Linked DNA regions of Homo sapiens: region 2 is linked to region 1. A link is a loop called in an ENCODE intact Hi-C map of the cell type or tissue named here. Cell type or tissue: endothelial cell of umbilical vein. All regions are shown on one strand. Links, peaks and the distances in the headings refer to the core of each region. The heading gives the core; the rest is flanking DNA. Region 1 overlaps WDFY3-AS2 (WDFY3 antisense RNA 2). Region 2 has its middle 4.7 kb from the start of NKX6-1.

The links. A loop is a pair of places that touch in the nucleus more often than their neighbours do. Peaks named below come from ENCODE experiments on the same cell type or tissue, not always from the same donor. Only the 100,000 strongest peaks of a DNase experiment are listed, where the experiment ranks them.
Region 2: it touches region 1 in a loop (3-fold over the local background); 5 of 110 quality-filtered maps call a loop at or near these places.

What each region holds. Positions count from the first base shown.
Region 1 is chr4:84,967,238-84,975,923 of GRCh38, reverse strand. It overlaps WDFY3-AS2 (WDFY3 antisense RNA 2), which reads right to left. Exons shown (of 4, transcript NR_152775.1): 2 at 6,048-6,199. Among named protein-coding and RNA genes, the nearest start is that of WDFY3, 4.9 kb to the right of the region's middle. In endothelial cell of umbilical vein, for the core only: a CTCF peak has its summit at 4,413 (motif pointing right); a DNase peak (open chromatin) is centred at 4,413.
Region 2 is chr4:84,499,652-84,508,337 of GRCh38, reverse strand. No RefSeq gene overlaps it. Among named protein-coding and RNA genes, the nearest start is that of NKX6-1, 4.7 kb to the right of the region's middle. RefSeq lists silencers at 4,209-4,258, 4,339-4,388. In endothelial cell of umbilical vein, for the core only: a CTCF peak has its summit at 4,289 (motif pointing right); a DNase peak (open chromatin) is centred at 4,297; H3K27me3 peaks cover 1,932 bases.

The sequences.
Region 1 (8,686 bases), core at 1,345-6,344:
ATCTGTAAGGGGCAGGTAGAGAATTTGAGAGGAACCAGGAAGAAGGGACTAGAGAGTATCAGGGAAAAGAGGATCATAATTGCCAAAATAAGGACAGAGAACTTCTAGTATAAGATGGAAGATATTACTTTATGTTGAATTAGGAGAACACTGATGACTTTGGTAAGAGCAGTTTCAACAGAGTAGTAAAGTTGAAAGCCAGTAACAGGTAACTGAAGAATGAGTATTAGAGATTTAAGTGGAGAAATGAAGTATAAATTGAGCACTCTTTAAAAACTTCAGAGAAAAAAAAATGGAGATTGGGAGATTTTCCCCGCATCTGAACAATGAAGAGACTTGGAAGTATTTAAAGGACCAAGAATCGTGTTTGTGTGTGTGCATGTATGTGTCTGTGTGTACTTACATATTCATTCTTATTTTGTAAATCGGCAGAGGGATATACAAGATAAAATCACTTGGAATTTTTTTTTTTTTTGAGACGGAGTCTCACTCTGTCACCCAGGCTGGAGTTCAGTGATGCAATTTCCACTCACTGCAACCTCCACCTCCCGGGTTCAAGCGATTCTCCTGCCTCAGCCTCCTGAGTAGCTGGGATTACAGGCACCCACCACCACGCCCAGGTAATTTTTGTATTTTTAGTAGAGACAGGGTTTCATGATGTTTGTCAGGCTAGTCTCGAACTCCTGACCTCGTGATCCGCCCGCCTCGGCCTCCCAAAGTGTTGGGATTACAGGTGTGAGCCACCACACCCGGCATAACTTGGAATTTAAAACCAAAATTAATCAACATAGCTATCTTTAAATTGTGTAAAATCCATGCAATTATAGTTAGTATTTAATGTCATGGTATGTGCATTAGTCTGGGTTCTCCAGAGAAATAGAATATTAGATAGATGATAGATAGATAGATAGATAGAGAATAGATAGATCGATAGATGATTGATAATACATAGATAGATGATAGATAGATATATAGATAATACATAGATACATAGATTTATCATAATGAATTGGCTTAGGTGGTTATGGAGGCTTAGAAATCCCAAGATCTGCAGTTGGCAAGCAGGAGACCCAGGGCAGTTGATGATATAGTTCCAGTCTGAGTCCAAGTATGAAAGCAGGATAAGACTGATGTTCCAAGTCAAAGACAGTCAGGCAGAGAGTAAATTCTCCCTTACTCCACGTTTTTAGCTCCATTTGGGCCTTGGACAGATTGGATGAGGTCCACTTACATTGGGGAAGGCAATCTGCTTTACTTGGTCTGCTGAGTCAGATGTCAATCTCATCCAGAAACATCCTCAAAGACACACCCAGAATGATGTTTAACCAAATATTTGGATATTTCATGGCCCAGGTAAGCTGACACATAAAATTAACCATCATAGTATGTCGTTAAATTAAACTTGGATTTATTTTTTTTAAAATGAGGCTGGGAGTGGTGGCCTATGCCTGTAATCTCAGCACTTTGGGAGGTCCAGGCAGGAGGATCGCTTGAGCCCAGGAGTTACAGACTAGTCTGGACAACATGGCGAAATCTTGTCTCTACTTAAAAAAAAATTTTTTAAGGAAAATGAGTGATATTATATACATAATATAATTGATTTTATAGAGTCTCACTATGAATTCAGAATGATTTAATTTCGTGATAAGCCAAGTAAATATAACTCTATTTGTTTGTGACTGGTTTTATCTAGAAACACAAGCTATTGAGGAAAATTTTTAAATAAAGTAACTGTAGGTTTTGTGCTTGGTTATTTTGTTTGTTATTGTGTCCCTCTACCCCATCCCATTATCTGGAAGTTTCAAAAGCACAACAGCAAAAAAGGAACTTGATTTTTAAAGATTATATAATGGTGGCAGAAATGTCAAGAGATAAGGAAGAGCAAAAGAGGAAACACAAAATATTGCAGTGATAGAGAAGATCTCAAAAAAAACTAGGTCAATGTTTGACTTCATTCACAGTTGCTCCTCAAATATGACATTGCCTTGAGGATAGAGTGCCCTCAAATTAGCACACATTCTGATTAGGAGAGCAGGGTCCAGTAGCCAGTGTTAAAGGAAACAAACATGTTTTCTAGTCTTGTCATAACACATGAAATAAACAGGAAAAAAATATAAATTAAATGTGTTTGGAATCATCAATAATCCAGCATATTTTATTCATTCCTTAAATGTGTGTACTTTGTTAAGTTATGATAGGTGTCAATTGCTTGATTCAAAACTTCTCTACCATGATGTGGAATAATTTTATAATGTAAAATGGTAGTACCAAAACTGGACCAATAAAGAGCCAAAACACAGTCATTGTCCTCACTGAATTTATAGGCATAAACCACATAACATAAAAAACTATAAAACTGCATCTGTGATTAGTGCTATGAAGGAAAATTGAGTGGTTCTATGAAAAATTTAATGGTGGGATTTGTGACTTAGTTCAGTGAAGACATCGTTAAAGTAGATGAAGAATAGAGGCAGGTAATCGATTGTGCAAAGGCCATGTGGCGAAGGGAGCATGTCAAGGAGAAGGGACTGAACATGCCAGGGTAATAGCAGTAGAGGAAGTGCATTAAATTATGGATCATGTCGACATTCGAGAGGTGGATGGTTGGCCAACTATGCCAGGTCCTAAGAACCACTGAAAATCTGTAAATGGAAACAATGGATTGGAAGAGATTCAAGTGACTGTGGGTAGACTAGATAAAAGGTTATCTCAGTTGAAAATATGAGACTAGGGTAGTGCCAGAGAAAATGGGAAGAGGTGTTCATGTTTGAGAGTTATTTGGAAGTAAAATTGGCAATCATTGGTAATGGATTTGATGCAGGGAACGGGAGAAATTGAAGTGTTATAAACCTTTTGAGGTTTCTGAGTAAAGCAATACAACAAAAACTCCACTCAGATGGAAAGCTCAAAATACAGTTCTTGAATAAGCCCAAGGATTATTTATAGTAATTGAGGACAGGAGCAAATACTTATTAGACTGTAATTTATATGTGTTGATAATAATTTGTGTGCCCCACTGGAGCAGCAGGAGGTACTCCTGTACCATCTTGTTATAGTTCTTAAGACATTATCATTCCTGGTTGATATCTTTCTCTAGACTGTGAGCTCCATAAAGGTGGACAGTAGGTTTTTATTATATCTCTTGCAGGCAATCTAGTTTCTGGCACAGCAATCACTCAAATATTTGCAGAGTGAAGTAATTAGGTCATGACTTAAACTTTACATTATTTTATTTTCCAAATTATTTTTACTGTAGTTATACAATTTAAATGTCCTTTTTTTTTAGACAGAGTCTCACTCCGTGGCCCAGGCTGGAGTGCAATGATGCAGTCTCGGCTTGGCTCGCTGCAACCTCCGCCTCCCAGGTTCATGTGATTCTCCTGCCTCAGCCTCAGCTGGAATTACAGGTGCCCGTCACCACACCCAGCTAATTTTTGTATTTTTAGTAGAGACGGGTTTTCACCATGTTGGCCAGGCTCGTCTCAAACTCCTGACCTCAAGTGATCTGTGTGCCTTGGCCTCTGAAAGTGCTGGAATTACAGGTGTGAGCCACTGCACCCAGCCTTAAGTAAGTTTTAATGTAAAATTTTTCTATATTCAAAATTTCCAAATAATAACTTTATTTCCTCATTTACATTTAAGCCCTATTATTGCTGCATTACTAATTATGGTCAGAATTACCTGTTTGAATAATGATAACAACCACCACCACATGCTAGTTGTGATGATTAATTTTAGGTATTGACCTGACTGAATTAATGAATATATAGCGAAGTGATAAAGCATAATTTTGGGGTGTGTCTGTAAGGGTGTTTCTAGAGGCAATTGGAGCGTGAGTCTCAGTGGACTAAGTGGGGAAGATTCACCCTCAATGTGGGTGGGCATCATCCAATCAGCTGGAGGCCCAGATAGAACAAAACAGAGGAAAAGTGAATTGGTCTCTCTGTCCTGAAGTCGGGATACACTCTTCTGCCCCTGGACATGAGAATGCCAGGCTCTCCAGCCTTTGGATACCAGGACTCACACCAGCTCCCCTCTGGGTTCTCAGGCCTACATACTTGGAATGAGCCACGCTACTGGCACCCCAGGGTCTCTAGCTTGCAGATGGCCTGTTGTGGGACTTCTCAGCCTTCATAATTGCATAAGCCAATTCTAATAAATCCCCTCTCCTGTATCTGTATCTATATTTTATTGGTTTGGTCTCTCTGGAGAACCCTAACTAATACAGTAGCATAGGATATAGTCCTAGGTGTCCATCTAGGAGACTGAGTAATTTTGTATCACCCAGCATAGTGCTTTTTAGCATACTTTAAAGAATTATGGAATAAATTAACAGACCTCTCGCTGGTTACAGATGGTAAAAGACCAACTAATTTTTCATTCTAGTCAGCAGATGGCAGTGTTTTACTTTATTTAGCTAACTGAGGTTTGTTTCCTGAGTCTTGCAACACTCACTTTTAACTTAATCCATGAAATAACACAGTATTTTTGAGTTAACTTTATACTTTTTGAACCATAAATAAATGTTATAGGAGTTGTTTTAGGTTTTTAAAAATCGCACATTTTTTAGTCAACTTGAGCTTTCTTAAGCTATCTTTAAATTTGCTTTTTACATTAATTGCAAACAATTGCTCTCATTTTTGTAAACAGGAAAACCCTGTTTATTTACTTTATTCCTTAGCTTTATTTCTAAGAAAGGTCAACGCTGAACATTAATTCTGGAAATTAAGTTTAAATTATATTTAACTGAAGATGGCACAGTTAAAAGTTTCTTTGGTTGAGTTTCTCTCCTCTAAGATGAGCCCTGTCAACTCTGAAGTTATGGGACTTGAGACTGAGTCAGGAGACCTGGATTTCATTCAAATTGCTACAAAGTTTGCACTAGATGATCTATAGTGAGCCATTTGAATAATTTTTCACCAGAATTTTTAATGAGTGAAATATGCTCAATGTGTATACTACTATACAGTCGACCCTTGAACAACGCCAGGGTTAGGAGTGCTGTTGCCCTCCCTGGCTGCTGTGCAGTTGAAAATCTGTGTGTAATATTTGAATCCCCAAAAACTTAACTACTAATAGTCTACTGTTGACCAGAAGCCTTACTGATAACATAAAGCTGATTCACATATATTTTGTATATGTATTACTTATCTTTACAATAAAGGCAGAGAAAAGAAAATGCTATTAAGAAAATCATGAAGAAGAGAAAATATATTTATTATTCATTAAGTGGAGAAGGATCATCATAAAGGTTTTCATCCTCATCATCTTCAGGTTGAATAAGCTGAGAAGGGGAGGAAGAGAAAGAGTTGTTCTTGATGTCTCAGGGGGGTGGCCAAGGTGGCAGAAAATCTACATAGAAGTGGATTTGCATATTTCAAACCTGTGTTGTTCAAGGGTGAAGTGTATTTATCTTGTAAAAACATTGTAAATATACTGGTTTTAAAAGTCTGAACTCTCCATAGAGAAACATAAAGGAACTGAAAATGAAGAGGACCTTTAACTTTAAGTAGAAATAGAATTTATTAATAACAAAAGTCTTCAATCCCCCATCTCTATTATAATGCTGATAATTATGATGAACAAGGGCAAAACGTGATACTATTCTGTTTCCTCCTGTGAGCCTGTTACTCTTTAAAGTTTAAAGAAGCTTTATTACATATTACTTACTTAAGTATAAAGAGAAACAATACATCGAGCTACACACATGCCTCTTCCCAAAACAAAACAAACTCTCCAATACCTCTTTTGAATGTATTTATAAGAAAAACAACAGAAAAAATCTCTAATTAGAACTTTCTAAAAGCATTTCTCCCCAATTAGAGTGCAGTAATGACTATAAATGGCACTGTCTCAGGGACAGCTCATCAGTTAATTATAAGTAGTTCTATAAATTGAGGAGTGAAGAATGATACTAAATTTCAATCAGTGCAGATAAATATGGCTTGTCATTATTCAATTGATATTTTTGACAGTCCACCTAAAGAGGAAGATGCAGAACAGAAATATTGTCTTTTCTAAAGAATGGAGATTATGAGAACATTTACCTTAGACTATATTCTTGTCTGGAATATGGTTTTCATAGACACTCAATTCCCATGATCCCCAGAGACTTTCATTGGCTTGCCCAGTTTCTTTCCATCTGGTCCTTTCAAACCAGGAAAAACAATATGGTAATTCTATTGTTGCGTCTAGTAGCCTGGAAAAATGGAAATGTATATTTAATATAATATGTAATATAGTGGCTCAGTAATTTTTAAATATGTCAATTAACACTTCCATTCTTTTTGATTTTTGTGTCCCAGCATCATTTAGCACTCTATGTTCTGGAATAAATATCTCAAAATTCTATAAATTACATATGCTCATCTCTGGGATAATGCTACCTGACCAAGTTTAAATTATTTCCTGTATAGTCTTAAAAGCAAACATGTTAACAAAAAGTTAACATAAAGAAAATAATTGTTTAAATAGCAAACTGTTAATATGTATTATTTAACAATTTTCCAAAATTGCTGTTTTCTATTATTTTTTCTTCCTCTTACTTTTAGATATTTTTCATGAACCTTTTATCTCCATTTTCCTTCCTTTAAAATTATGTTTCACTCATTCATGTTCATAGAATTTTCAATCATGTTAAAAGCAAATATGGGTTGTTTGCTTATTGTCACAGATAGCCTCTTGGTTATCATTCTCCACAGTCACCTTATTCATGAATTGTAAGTTGGAGATCAGCCTCCCAGTGCAGAACTGTTTAGAAATAGCCCTTCATGCTTGCTCCTCTATTCCCAGAGGAGTTTGCTGCACATGCCTAGATCTCTTTCCATCTGGCCTCTGCACAAAGGGTTTATCCCACTTTAACACAATTCTTTGTTTTATAGAGGACCTTGACTTTATCTGAGAGTGAATACATATGAAACAATAATCATGTTGCAGGAAAACCTGATTTGATCATTTTTTTTTCGTACTTGATTCCTAAGATGACAGTGAAACTACAGTTAGCCAGCAACAAAGACTAAAGGCTGTAATGATGACAGAGCTGTAAAAAAGTAAATGTGAAGGGTCTGATTTTTCCATTATTACAGTACTTACGTTTATGTGGCTTCAGTAAAAAAGAAAAAAAAAACTTGGTACATTTATTTTTATGTCTATCACTGAAAAACCTTTGTGAGTTTGTAAGACATTAATATGAAAACGGCTGCTTTTGCATACTGATAGATTTGTGAACTTTATTGCAATATATGTTTTAACAGAAAAATATAATTATAGTATTTTAAAATGTAACTCTTCCTCCCTCAGTGTAAATAAAATCACAATGACAAGAGTCCTGAAACCTCTAACTGAAAATCTTCCTTTAAAAATGCATGGTGGTCTTAATGTTTAAAAGAAGTCAGCCTATTTTCGCAGTGTATATTCATGTTATCTAACGTTCTTTTTTCTCCAATTATTATACATACAGTTTTATAAGTGAATATTTAAGAGTCAAGAATTTTGTGGTATTTTGCCTAGAAATAGACTGGAAGAACACAAAATCTAAATAAAGAATAAACACCAAAAGGCCAAAGGGAAAGAACAAAAAAAGTACATGTACATGCATATGCACACACACACCCCCACATAGGTGCTTTGTTTTTAATAATTTATTTCAAAACGTATTGTACAATGCTGTCTCAAATACTTTATTTGGGTTTAAAAGAGTTGTAGATGTTAGTATAGGTTGTTGATTTCAAATGGAAAAATTATTGGCATTGAAAGATGGCAACTGAAATCTTGAACCTAACAGTTAATTAAGGTTACTTCGTGAGGATTAAATATTAGAATTCTGCTCCGCCCCCCACCAAAGGATACCGGTATTTTTACTAAAATATATTTTTAGGTTTGTTTTGGCATATTCTTTTCAAAGAGATTTGAAACTCTTAAATTGTTATAATTACAAAATCTTATATTTGAACTTTCAAAACATTACTCATTTTGAAGTAGAATCTAAAACTACATTTAAAAACATTTCTGCCCACATTTGGTCTGTTTAAGGGACTAACCTTTGAACACACTAGTCTTATTTTGAAAGGGCAAGGTGTTTTTTTTTTTTAATAGCCAGTGCCCCACAGAAGAAAAACTGTGACACCCCCCCCCCACAAAGTGCTCATATATATCACCTGTGTTTGTTAGCAATGTTACCTCCAACTTTGTTATCTTGGAGTAATTGACGAGTAAATCATTACAAATGGGTCCAACTCTAAAGGCAAAATCGTCAAAAAGAAGAAAACAGCAAATCCAACTTGCCTTATGTTTATTAGAGGAAATCCTGAAACTTCTGTAGATTGCAGTGTTAGGAAAAACAAGTTTGTGATTACAGCGATGTTATGACCACTTCCCCACTCTAACTCTGTTGTTTAAGGGAGTCCACTCCTAACTGCTGACTCAGTTTGTCTTTACTGCCAGAACTGAAGCGTGACCCAAATTGTCTGCTGGGTTGAGTAGGAACAAACGGGCAAAATGATGATCACTTGGCAGTTCTAGGTTTACTAAAGGATACTTATTTGGTCTAAACACTGTTTGTGGGACTGCAAAGGTATAAATAATGCCCCTCCCAGGAAGGAAAAGGAAAATCTAAAATCTTAGGCAACCGACTCAAGGTCACTGACGGAAGGCACCATTTGAGACCGAGCTCCTCAACTACAGTCCC
Region 2 (8,686 bases), core at 1,337-6,336, 470 kb after region 1:
ATATCCTGACATTTCATATATTGCACCTAGTTTCTCCAATGGCAATAGAACTGCTCATGGCCAAGAGCTGTGCTTTCTATATCTGTGAAATTTCCACAATTGTACTGGGCACATGAAACGAAGTTACTAAGTGCCAAACACTTTCATTTAAACCTAATTTATAATCTGGAGTTGAAGTTTAATTGTAACTACATCTGCTTTATATGCAGCACACATACTTTCATTATCAGTCACCCATGCAAGATCAGGATCAAAAAGAAAATGCATGTGGGGTGGTGTCGACTGGTAGATGTTAGGCATTGACGGTGTGCCAGGTACTGAGCTGAGAACTGGGGATGCGAAGACGAATTAAGGTATGGTTCTGCTCCCAAAAAGGTTATAGTCTGGCAAGGGAGACAAATATGTAAGCAAATAAGTTCAATGTTGAAGAAACAGGACATTCTGGATCTAGAACAACACAAACAAAAGTGCAAAGAAGGGGCTGAGTATAGTGTGTGTGTGTGCACGTGTGTGTGTGCGTGTAAAATTGATAGCAGCTTAGAGGAAGGAAAGAATGGGCCATATGAAGGCAATTGAAAGTTTAACAAAAAATTGAAATAGACTGTCAGTGCTGTCTAATAGAATTTTCAGCAATAACAGGAATGTTCTATATCTGTGCTGTCCAATGTGGTAGCCACTAGTGACATGTAACTATGGAGCATTTGAAATGCATCTAGTGTGACTGAGAAACTGTATTTTCATTGTCATTTTTTAAAATTAATTTAAATTTATATAGTCACATGTGACTAATGGCAATTATAATGCACAGTCCTAGACTAGATAGCCAAACTAGATGTAATGGAGTTTTCTGGGTCATGTGCTGAATGACATCATTCATTCTACCTGGGCTACCTATGCTCCAGACTGATGGGTCTGGGAGAAAAGGATATGCTACGGTGAATGACTGAGTTTTCTCACATCATCTTTAAAACCCTAGTTTTTTCATTCTTAAAATGACAGTAATAATGTCCTCCTCACAGGTTTTGGGGAGGATTAAATAAGATACTATATTTGAAATTGCTTTGTAAATTTAATATATGTAAAAACACTTCCTAAACGCTATAGTTCTTAAGCAGTTATTCTCAATGGGGGGCATTTGACAAATCTGTGGGTGCTTTCCGCTGGTCAGATTGGTTAGGAATGACACTGGCAATTAATTGGCATAATAGGGTCCAAAGAGGCTAAATGCCCTGCAGTGCATGGGACATTCCCACCAAAGTAAAATTTCCAAATCTCACAATGGGCATTTATAGAAGTGACAAGCCTACTTACTGTTGTTGAGCCCAGAATTTGCCCTGTTTAATATATAAACACAAAGTATTTTATATAGTTTCAATAAATTCTGAATTATCCAGGAATGTACATTAAGGGAAGAACACACTTTGTTTCATTTAAGAGTTATTCATTATTTCTGAAAATCAACAATCGAGTCAGTGCCACTCATAAAATTTAAATCTCCCTAATCAGCCTGTATTTGTAGTTATTGCATTTACCAGACTCTATATATAGGTATATCTGATTATTTCATTATGTCTTCAGTGTAGACAGTCTATGTATTTACATATAGAATTACTGTACATGTTATATTATAAATTATTTTCTTTTTACTTCTTTATGTCATAGTTAACACTCTATATTGATTTTTTAAAATTATATGTGTAGATAAATTCTATAACCTATGAATATCGTTTCAGGGTAGTAAAGGGGCCATTGCTAAATATTGTTTTGAAAAGGTAGCACTAATTCTGAGAGGGTTAGAACCACTATTCTAAAAACAATGTAGTCCTTGTTATCACTATATTATAACCTCTTAACTTTATCAGATGAATGTCCATTTCTGTGAAAAATACAAATTGCCACTTATCGTAGTTCACTAGTGCAATCCTTCCTGAGGTGGGACAACATTTCTGTCTTGGAGAGCAGAAGTAACTGGCCCTCATAGCCACCTAGACAGTCTAGAAGGGGCACAAATCTCCCTTTACTATTCTGGTACAAATGTGGGCAGATTTTCTTCTTACTTTCCAGGAACAATTTCTAGATCCCACTAGAACATTTAAACGAAGTCTTACTAATAGCACAGGGAAAATCAAAGTGAGAAAATGAATGTCATGAAACTAGATAAACTAACGTATGCAATGTTCTCATCCTCAACTAGGGGTTCTTTGCAGGAATTCCTTCCTCCTACAACAAGTTTTGTCTCCACGCAATCGTGCTTACCTTTAACCTCTCCATTCAAAGTACCAAAGGGAGCTTGAAGCCCAAAATAAGGAGACTGGAAGTGGGATAAACATTTCCTCATTTTAAATTGTGTAAGGCCTTCTTTTCAAATGCCTCCTTCCTTCTCAAGGACCTGATCTTCCATTGATGATTAACATCAGGAAGTTTGACTGGTTTGTTCTGAAGGCTACCTGGTCTTTGCACAGCTTTTTAGAGCTTCATTCTAGACCACCTCTGAAAGAAATCTATGAACCTGCTAGGTTCAGGGAACAAGGATATAAAGCTGAAGTGTGTGTATTGTATGTTAAAACTAAAAAGTAAAGTTAAAAAGTGATTACTATTTTTCCATTTATTTATTTATTTAAAAAAATTTTTTAAAAATTGTTTTTGAGACAGGGTCTTGCTCTGCTGCCCAGGTTGGAGTGCAGTCATGTGATCATAGCTCATCACAGCCTCAAACTCCTGGGCTTAAGTGATCCTTCCACCTTAGCCTCCTGAGTAGCTGGGATTACAGGTGTGCACCACACTAGCCCAACTAATTTTTTAAATTATTTGTAAAAATAGAGACTTAACATGTTGCCCAGGCTGGTCTTGAACTCCTGGCCTCAGTGATCCTCCTGCTGTTGCCTCCCAAAGAGCTGGGCTCAGAAGTGTGAGTCACCATGCCCAGCCAAAAAATAATTTAAATGCTTAAAACTGCTTTAAATAATAAAGTCTATTTATTTAAAAAATAATATTAAAATTATTTTGAAACTTAAATATTCGACTTGTGTGTAGACCAGGGCATAGTATTATTTTCAGGAATTAAATTCTTTTTTGAATAACGTTAAAAAGAATTCAATAAATTCTAAAATCTTTTTAATGTTTTTATTGTCTAAGAAAATGTGAATTGTAGTTTCTTTTCTGGAATGGAATGTGCAAGGATTCACTTTATATTTATTTATCAATTTGTAATATTCCGACGGCTTTCATATGCATTAATTTTTTTTCAGTTATCAGAGGGGTGGTAGAATCTAGTGATTAAATAATAGATTCTGCAGTCAGACTACCAGAAGGTTAAATCCCAGTTTCCCCACTTAGTAGCTGTGTGATCTTGGGCAAGTTACTTAACTTCTCTGTGCTTTAATTTTATTCCTTATAATGGGGACAATTATAGTTCCTAACTCATAGAGTTGTTGGATTAATACTGTAAAATACTTGGAACACTAAACACTCAGTGTTGGGTATTTTTATTCTATTTGTATCATAAAATTCTGAGAACTAATAGCAAAGTATTTGAGGATGTGAAGGGGGCAAATGGTAAGTGGAAGAATCAGGGCAGCAATCTTGGCATTGAAGTAGTCTCCAAACCAGATTACTGTTTATTAGAGTGAGGTATTCCCAAGCCCTTCAGGGAAGGGCCCTTTTCACCTCACAGGAGGTTAGATTCAGGACATTCCAAAGACAGATCTGTTCTTGCTTCAATTAAGTGAATAAAGCAGGTTATAAAAATGGGCTTAAAGGTGCAATATTATATGCTCCATATGATCTCAATCATTAAAACAAAGTACAAAATAAAGACCAGAAAACAGATAACAAGCAAATATGCCAAAATATCAGAGTGTTTGCCACTGATGGTGGAATTGTAGGTTACTCTGTGCTTTTTTATAATTTTCTCTATTTTCCAAATGTTCTGTATTGAGCAAATATGCTGTTTTGATAATCAGAGAGGAAAAGCAGAAAACCAGAATAATGTCAATAACAGTTGAGATTTGTTCTGTCATACTGGAGTCAAATAATGGAGTCAAAGAGAAGTAGGAGAGAAAGATTTAAAATATAAATCTTCATTTTAGAAGGGGTTTTCTGCTTTAAGCAAGAGCTGCCATGTCCATAGTTTATGAATTTAGCATTCCAGTTAAAAATTAAGCAGATATTAATCAAATGTAATTGCAGTTGCACAAAGGCAGACTGCCTCAGTGAGGAAATGAGGTATAGCAGTCAACAGAACCAAGCAGCCTTGTCTTTCCTAGACAGAGTGAAACGCTAAGAAGTTTTTTCCACAAGAGGGCGATAACTGTTCAGCGTTTCATCAAACGGGCCTATGGCCGCACTGTAAGCCAAGCCGCGATGCAAATAAAATAACTTTTTTTCTCACTGAAGAATAAGGAGCTGCACAAGGAGGCGGCAGCTGGAAGGACCACCACGAACACACTGAGGCACACTCAAGTCAGAAGCAACAATTTGTAGCGGAATATAAAGAGGAACAAGTTTACAGAGTCGTTTAAAAAATTATGTTCAAAAAACGTTATTTATACATACATAAGTTTTTCATGGCTGTTCACATCAGATACTTTTTAATCTGGTGCATCAAACTGGATTAGCACTTCATTCTGTAAGAAAATTCTGGAAATCTACAGACCTTCCTATAAGCACTTTGATTCCACGCTTCCATATTTTAGAATGTACTTCAATCCAAGTGGGTTTCCTAAAAGGAAATGGTTCCCTGAAAAGAAAATGCTTGCGCACGCGGGGCCGGGGGAAATTTTAATTTTCGAATGAAAAGAGATTTTCATTTGTATATGTATATGTATAAAATCTTTGGCGGTGTGTGCTTTGCTAAAGTTCAAGGCCAGTTTTCTCTCTAGTAGTTCATTGGTGTTTTCTCGCATTTACACTAATTCCAGGACTCGGGTTTTGGTATTGCAGATGTTTCTGGACTTTAGTATTTTCCATTTTCTTGGACCTTTCAGAAGCCACCCTTCGGAGCGCACTTAACTCCCAGGTACGTATTCTGCGACTCTATGGAGAGCTGTAATCCTCTCTCTCACTGACGATATCGCTGAGGGAGGTCCTGGACTTCGAGATCTTTTCTGTGGTAGAATGGATGGGGCTGTTTACACTGGTCGCTTCCCCACTTGTTTGGTGTTGGCCTCCACTGGGAGAGCGCCGAACGCAAGATCCTACGGCGCTTTTCCACGCTGTCTGCTTCAATTCTTCCCAAATCTCTACCTTAAGTGCTGGGCAGCAGAAGTTGTGGCAAAGGTGCAGTTTCCACTCTACGGCGTTTATAGGAAGCAAAGAAAGACAGACACGTTCTCCCCCTCGCCCTGCTATCCTTCCTCAAGGGTAGGTTGGTTCAAGCTTGGGGACATTCTTCCTTCTTCCTTGTATTTCTACCTAGCAATCAGCTCAATCCTTTTATGACATTCAGTTAAACCCAGCTGTCCCGCGGGTTCAGCACAAACAGGCCCTATTCGTCAGGTGAAATGGAGTTATTAAAGAAGTCATCCAGACACTTCAAGCAACTGCATTTTAGAGAGATTTTTGGACTGAAACACACACATAATTCCCTTCATTCCTCTCCCCATCCGACCCCACCCCACCCACTTTTTTTCTGCAGAATAGAAATTGACTTTCTGCTGCTACACTTGAGTATCCCGACATTTGACATTACTGTATTTGGGGCAAAACCGTTATCATCCCTCCCTTCAGAATGTTAGTACGTTTAGCTGAGAGTTCATTTGCATTCCTTCCGTTAGTTACCTTGAATTTGGTGGCTATTCTTTTAACTTAAAACAAGTATCAAAACGCGCTTGGCATTTCTGCGTCAAGGGTTAGACTGCAGGTAGAGAGGTCAAGTGGACGGCACAGACTAGGCAACAATGCCAGCAAGCTAAAAACAGTAACCAGAAAACAAATGCTGTTGTTTCCAGCCTCAAAGTCGAGGAGCACAGAACCTTCCTCACCGCCACCCTTTAAACCCTTTTTGCAACCTCAGAATTTGCCAAACCGCTTTCATTTATTTTTCAATTAAAATGCAAATCATTTGCTTTCAAACAGAGCCCCCCCATCCCCATTAGATATACTGCGTAGAGATGCGCCGGGATCCTTGCGACCACGTGTTACACGTCCACTCCCAAGGGGTACTTGAAAAAGTCCCACTTTATTAGGTCGTGGGCAGGAAGGCATGCTGGTTTCGGAGGATCCCCAAGAAAGAGCAAGTCCTGACTCTCAAAGGCATCTGAAGGCAATGCGTTAAGACTGCCCCACCAGAAACAAGCCTCCCGCGTCAGCGGGACCAGGACTCGGGTCCCGAAACTGGTTTCAACCACGCAGTTAGAGCGGAGGGCAGGGCGATCTTCCCCCGGGAGTGACAGGGGGCAGCCCACCCTCTCCGAGGACGCTCCATCGTTGTCACCGCTCCCAGCTGTAGACAGGCAGCAGATCCACTACAACTAGCACCTGGCAGGAGGCACCGGCCTGCCTTCCCGTGCTGCCCAGCGTGCGTCTGCAATACACGCTGCTCTACGCGGGATCGAGCACCCGGGGCTCACCCCCTCACTACCAGGGATCAAGGTACACGGATCCGGAATTTTTTATTGTCATAATTAAGAACAATGCTGCCATTTTAATTTGGCAATGCAAATGATACGTAAAAGTGAACGATGGAGACATCCTTACACCAAGCGTTGCAACTATTTACTCAAGACAGTTCACCCTGAGTTGGATTGAGTTGAATCTCAGTCTCAATCTCTCCCCCACCCCCGTGTCTCTCTTTGGCAACCCCGCCTCCAATAGTAGATACTAACATTCTCAATAGGGAAATATTCAACTCTCTTCCGAGTCATAATATTTACATGAGATAAAAAGGGGATCACTCTTTAACATTGGAATCTTTGGGGATGACTGGCCTCTTTTCCTCCCAATTCCTACCTAGTCCTTGAGAATGCAGTGTCCTGGAGGATGTGAGGAGGTCGCTGGAGGGCCAGGCGCAGAGTGGAGACTGAAGGTTGGGTACCACCGCCAGGGTGGAGTGTCCGAAGGCGAGAAACGTTTCGTTTGTAACGAAGCCAGAGACATAGGCCCCCCAGTTTCAAGGCTAGGACGGGCTATGCCTGCCACCATCCTCCCGCAGCTTCCTGGCCGAGGTGGCAGGGCGCTGGGGTTTAGACCCAAGCACTGGATCCCCGCGTGGAAATGCAGAAGGTCCGCACATCAGCTCTCTTCTGAAGCAAGTCTTGGCTTGACTCCTTAGCACTATTCATGCTGACGAAGGACTTCACCTTACCCCAGGTCAGATTCTAAAGTCCATGAAATAATAGATTTAAACCAGTCTTGAAGTTAATGAAGAAAGATAAAGGAAGAGGAGGACCAAATAACATTGCTTCTATCTTAGAAGGAAATAAAACTGGCAAATATAACCCTTCCTTCCCCCAGTTTCAGACTCAAACTCAAGCTGACCCTTAAAAACTAGTGCTTAGTAAACGAAGGTTATCGAAGCGGAGTACGCCCTCCTGGCTTTTCGTGCTTGGACCCAAATGAGCGCTTTGACACCAATAGCTAAACTCCATCCGTCGGTGGTGCTGATCAAATTTTATTCTTGAGCCATTTATTGCGTTTATTTCTGTTTTCTGCTCATTAAAATTGTAATTAATGATCTCATCCAAATTTGCTGTAGCGACCACCTTCCAATGGTGTGTTACTTTAACATGCTGAATTCTCAAAATTGTCAAAGGGTTTTCCTTCTCCAGCCCGCAGTTCAACCCTGTCGGGAACGTAAAGATCAGCCAGAGATGGAAGAGATTTAGAGAGTAAAGGAAGCCACCCTTCAACTCCTAAACTCTAGATAGACATCCCACCACCACTGTCCAGGAGCTGGTACATCTCCATCTCCCGTAGCAACTCTAGAATTGGGAGTAGGCGCCAGAGTTTTGGAGAGGGTTTTCAAAAGCTTACAGTTCCCAGGGTGTACCTAGATGCTTCTGTATCTAAAGTTTCCGCCTGAATTTTGATGATTCTACCCCCATGTAAACCCAAAGGAAATAACAACAATAATCAAAGGGAGAAAAGTTAAGGGAAAAAACTCCCTCACTGTTCTCAGGTATAAACATCATCTGACAGATAAATATTCCTATTAAACGGATTCAGTTTTCAGCGAATTGAGTAACCCATAAATGATAATGAACGCGGTGGGAAGCGACGGGCGGGGGGGAACTCGGGAATGAAAAAAAAAATAAAGTGGAGGAGAAAGAACAGAAAAGGAAAGCAGGAGGTGGAAAGATGGAAGAGGACGATCCTTTGGCCTACAAGGGGATTAAGGACATCTATAAGGCTTAAGGAGCAACAAATTAATTTACACAATTCTGGGAGAGCCCAGATGGCCTTTAATTAATCCCTTCAAAAGAAGGAGCCAGGCCAGGGCTGCGCCGGCTGCCTGCTCCATTAGCTCCATTTTACAAGGGACCAGACTTGGTTCGAGGTGAGGCGCCCTCCAGAGCTGGTGGGGGAAGGGGATAGGATGACGCGAGCGGGCTAGTGGGGAAGCAAGGGAAGAATATGAACTGCTTTTCCATAAAAGGGCTGAGTTTTCATTATTCCTCTCTTTAAAAAGTAATACCCTCTTCGTCTCTGCTTCCCCCTCCCCTTTCTCATTTTATTTAGCACAATTAAT